Linked DNA regions of Mus musculus: region 1 is linked to region 2. A link is a loop called in an ENCODE intact Hi-C map of the cell type or tissue named here. Cell type or tissue: left cerebral cortex. All regions are shown on one strand.

Evidence for each region. Peaks named below come from ENCODE experiments on the same cell type or tissue, not always from the same donor. Only the 100,000 strongest peaks of a DNase experiment are listed, where the experiment ranks them.
Region 1: it touches region 2 in a loop (5-fold over the local background); 1 of 42 quality-filtered maps calls a loop at or near these places.

Annotation. Positions count from the first base shown.
Region 1 is chr6:83,438,270-83,440,769 of GRCm38, reverse strand. All of the region lies in intron 3 of Tet3 (tet methylcytosine dioxygenase 3), which reads left to right. Among named protein-coding and RNA genes, the nearest start is that of B230319C09Rik, 2.2 kb to the left of the region's middle. In left cerebral cortex, a CTCF peak has its summit at 1,353; DNase peaks (open chromatin) are centred at 114, 839, 1,250 and 2,000; H3K4me3 peaks cover 2,500 bases; H3K27ac peaks cover 1,563 bases.
Region 2 is chr6:83,355,704-83,358,203 of GRCm38, reverse strand. It overlaps Bola3 (bolA-like 3 (E. coli)), which reads right to left. Exons shown (of 4, transcript NM_175277.5): 4 at 1-57. Among named protein-coding and RNA genes, the nearest start is that of Bola3, 7.5 kb to the right of the region's middle. In left cerebral cortex, a CTCF peak has its summit at 1,484 (motif pointing left); a DNase peak (open chromatin) is centred at 1,480.

The sequences.
Region 1 (2,500 bases), 83 kb before region 2:
CCCTGCCTCTGGAAATCTCTGGAGAATGGCCCTGGCACTGTTGGTTTGCTTCCAATCTGCAGAAATCCCCGGGGTGCGTTGTCTCGGGGAAGTGGGGGTGAAAGACAGTAAGGGGGAGGGAGAATTGCACTCCTGAGTCTGAAGCTGATAGGGTGTCATTAGTCATGCTGCTGTCACCATGGAGATGGCTGAAGAGAGGAGAGGAGGTGGTGGGGGTGAGGATATTTTGGGTAGGGTGGGGGCTGATGCAACATCATGGCTGGGAAGCCAGCGGGTGTCTGCTGTTATTCTGTGCCACTTGGTGTCTGGGAGACTGGGAAGGCAGTGTTCCCTGGTGTGAGGGAAGCAGAGAAAGGGGCTTTGAGCCATTCCAGGTGGGTTTTTCAGAGGGTGGTGTAGGTTTTGGGGAGAGGAGAATGAAGAGTCTGGGGAGAATCTGATCAAGAATCTATGACTAATCTGCCTAGGTTAGCCAGGTCCCGCTCAGTAGGTTCCTTCTAGTTTGCCCGGGTTTACAGGGCCAGGGGCTCACTCTAAGTTTGGAATTACTCAGCAGTAGCCTCTGGCCCAGGAGGTTGGGGAGGGGAGGAGAGGGGGACTGGGACAGAAAAGAACACCTCAGCTGCCTCTAAAGAGCAAAGGTTGGGATGAGTGTGGTGACAGGTGGGCAGGCCAGGCCTGGTGGGGCTCTGCCTTGCACAGAGGAAGCCCTGAGCCTGGTTGCTTAGGTAGCAGGTGGGCGAGCTGTGAGTGTCCCTGCATGCCCCTAGTCTTTCCTGCCGATCTACCTCCTGCTTCCTGGGAAAGCTGTGGGAAGCACTGAGGGGGTGCTGGAAATGGCACTCTGCCACCTTGCTGTCTGTGTGGTGACACCGGCGGGGTGGGGTTCTGCTTCCTCCTGTGTGTCAGGGGTTCCCGGGCTAACTTACAAGGTGGATATGAAGGCCAGGGTTATTCCCTGGCCTCTTCCCAAGCAAAGCCTTGAAGGTGGTGGATTTTGCTTCTGAAACAGCTTCTTAGGAAGGAAGAGCCCAGTGATGGCTCTCTGGGGGAGCTGGCATGCCTTGGTGAGGCTGGGAGTTGTTGGTAGTCATCTGGGAAGGAACTGTGGGGGACCCCAGGCTAGTAGAAGCATTGGTGATACTGTTTGTGCGTGCGTGCTGAGAGAACTGTGAGCTCATATTGGCTCGCTTACCCTCTTGGGAGCCAGAATCCAGTTTCCCACCTCCGCTTCCTTTGGCCACCCACTGCTGGCTGGGGGAGTTGTAGTCGCCCGCCTGGTATGCTGTTCCAGGTTGTGGGCGCTGGAGATGTTAGGATTATGAGGCAGCCTCTTCTGTCCCTCAACTCTGAAAGACAGACAAAAGGATAGGGACACATGGGCTTAGGGAGACAGGGAAGCCCCCGCCTTCTGTACCTACTTCGTTGTCTGCTTATTCTCTCAAGCTGCCTGGCTGCCCGCCTGCCCTCTGGTGATGGCTCTCCACAGCAAACCTGCTTCTTTCTACTCCACTAGCATTCTCTCTCTTTCTGCCACCTGTTGTGCTACCCTGGGATGTACCCCATACCTTGGCCCTAGTGTTGGGGAAATCCAGAGAAAGCCCTCGCTAGGCTAGGTCTCCCGGCGTGAGCTGTTCTCAGGAGCTTCATTCGTTTTGCCCCCAGCATGGATCTACTTATATTGACTTACCTGCCTGAGAGCCATAGCTTCCTCTCAAGCTTAAGAGGCTTTGTCTTCTCCGCACATTGGATTTTCTCAGCTGGCCTGTTGTGGCAACAGAGTTTTGCCCACTCTATCAGGCCATGGTAAAACAGCTTCTCCTGTGGTCAGGATAAAGGGAGTATGTGTACAAGTGTGTGTGTGTATGTGCAGGTTCCCACAGGATGGGTATGGGAGGGGTAAGCCCCAAGGGTGAATGGTGTCCCACAGCCAGAAGAAATAATGCATGTCTCCTTGTGTGCTAAGTGCTGCCAGGACTATTCTGATGCGTGGGTGTGCACAGTCCTGGCACAGCCACAAAGCTGAGCTTGGTGAATGCAAGTTGTCGGTTTACTGTACATTGTGCTTCATGTCGTTTACCCATGATATATCCCAGGGAATATGCCATAGCATAAGTCCCCTCAGCTGCCTGCACAGAATACAGTGCCCAGTGTGAGAGCTCCCACACTCTGCCTCATGGGAGCATCACTCCACTGGCTAAGGATATCTGGAAACTATTTTGGTACTGGGCCCAGGATCTTTGTCTTCTATCTCTCCTTTTGACCACCCCAAAAATGTCCTGTTGAGAATCTGTTCCTTTTGACTCTGCATACTCTTGGTTGTTCCTTTCCGCCTGTCCTTGAGCTCTTTGGGAGAGCCAAGGAGCCCCTCCTCTCTTCAGTAATTTATAAGCAGCAACAAAGTTGAAGACAGGTGGGCCTATCAGAAAAGAAACCAATCCAGAGGATAGCAGATTTGAGTTGGAGAATGGAGAGTGCTTTCCGTGCTTGGCAGGGGCTG
Region 2 (2,500 bases):
GGGGACAGAGGTGAAGATCCGAAGGCCGTGCATGCCCTTGATCTCTTCTTTTAGTGCCTGAGGAGAAAGAGACACCATGGTCAGTTCTTGTGACTTTACGTTGGCTGTACAGTATTCTACATGGCTCTGTCTGAAGGATACTTGCACGTATTTTAAGCAATTTTTTCTTCAAAATATTTTTTGCCTACGTCTGTGGTGTGTGTTTGCATATGTATAGGGATGTGTGTATGTGTGTGTGTTTGCATGTGGGGGGGGCTGAGTATGAGTGTGTGCGTGTAGGTGTGTGTAGGTGTGTGTGTGTGTATGTATATGTGTATGTGTGTGTGCGTGTGTGTGTGTGTATAGGCCTGAGTGTGACTGTTCTCCACTTTATATATCAAGGCAGAGGTTGCTCTAACCCTGGAGCTTACCGTTCAGGCCAGTCAACTAGCCAGCCTACTCCAGGGACTGCCTGTTTCTGCCTTCCAGGCGCTCATATTATAGGAGGGCTACCATGGTCACTTAGCACTGACAGACCCTGGGTGTGTCCCCCACATCTGTAACACCAGGATCTAGCTCTGTGGGTTCTGGGCGTCACACTTGCACACGAACGTTTGGCCTCGAAGCCTCTTTGCAGTTCCCCGTTGCAGTTCTGTGTGTGTTTGAGGCAGCGTCTCACTACATCGCCCTGGCTGGCCTGGAACTTGCTATGTAGAACATGGTCCATTCAGAGATCTGCCCTCCTCAACCTCCCCAGTGTCCGGATTAGAGCTCAGCACCCAGCTCCCTTTACGATTGTTTTCATTCAGTAATTCTTAAGTTTGTTGTGCAGCACACCTCAGCCCAGCTGCCAGGGTGAGGCCAGGTGGCAGCTTGAGCTCAGGAGTCCAGTCCAGCAATAAAGGAAGACCCCAAACCAAGACTTAATCAAAATTGAGGCCAAGGCTGGTTCAGCAGTTAACAGCACTTGGTGCTGCAAAACTGGAGTAAACTGACTAGTTGGGTTCTGTAACTCTATTCCTGGGGGGACTCTGACTCCGTCTTCTTGCCCCTGAGTACACCACGCACACAAACATACATGCAGGCAAAACACTCATCCACATAAACTAAGAATGAATCCTCAAACGTAGAGAAATGAATGGGAAGGCCACCTGATGCTGACCTCCTGCCTATGTAGCTGACCTCTGCTTGTGACCTCTGGCCACAGCGAACACATGTGTGCACACACACACACAACATCTGGGCTGTAGGGATAAGACAACACTGAGTACCCCTGGTCCAAAGTCAGCAAGTGAGTAAATAGGTCAGGGTATAGACCCAGATGTTCTGTGGTCCTGGCCACAGCAGGTGTCAGTTGTTCCTATCTGACCCTGCTGTTGTGCTGGGAGCCCATGAGCCATGCTCTGTACTCACAGGGAAGCCTCAACTCTGCAGATAAGAAAAAGCCTGGAAAAGCCTATCACACAACTGGGCGCCTTTCCTCGGCTTGCTGCAGGCCCACGCTGCCCCCTAGTGGCTAGTTTTGTCTTTGCATCTGTGCTAATATGGGCCGCAGGGAGGATACTTGGGGGCTCTGCAGTCCACTGTGCACATTCCCTCCTGCCAGCACCTCCCTCTGATCTCTGGGAAGCCTCCCAAGGCCCCTCAACCCACGTTAATGTCACACGTTACCTGCTACAGCCACAGGAGAATCATGGCATCATGATAGCTAAGGACACTGAGGCTCTGGTTGGGACCTGGGCTTGGTTAAAGTACCCTAAGTCATGGAGGAGCAGTCATGGGGCTTCAGATAAAGTGCTGCATTCAACCCCCAGTGCTTGACAACAAATTTTAAAAGTTCAGGGTTAGCCATGGTGGAGCACGCCTTTAATCCCAGCACTCGGGAGGCAGAGGCAGGAGGATTTCTGAGTTTGAGGCCAGTCTGGTCTACAAAGTGAGTTCCAGGACAGCCAGGGCTATACAGAGAAACCCTGACTCGAAAAAACAACAACAACAACAACCAAAAAAAAAAAAAAAAAAGGTCAGGGTTCTCTTCAGTTACATAGTGAGTTCAAGGCCAGCCTGGGCTATGAAACATTGACTCAGAAAACAAAGTACTATGGGGCAAGGAGATGCAGCTTGAAGGCCAATCATTGATGCAGGCCTTTAATGCCAGCACTTGGGAGGCAGAGGCAGGCTGATCTCCGTGAGTTCAAGGCCACCGGTCTACTACATAGTTCCAGGACAGCTAGGGCTATACAGTGAGACCCTGTCTAAAAAGGATGCATCTTAGATAGACACGTTTGAGCATGGCTGTGCACAGTGTTATCATGGATATTGGGGACACAAAGAAAAAGGCAAGAGGCACTGATGAAGAAATAATAGAGACAAAAAAAAAAGCAAGAGTTCTTGCTAAGCAAGCCTGACAAATCTGAATCTGACCCCCAGAACCTAGGTAAAAAGGGCAGAACTGTAATCCTGGCATTCCTGCAGCAATGTAAGAAGGGAAAACAGGGAAACTGCCTAGAGGTAGCCTGGTGTA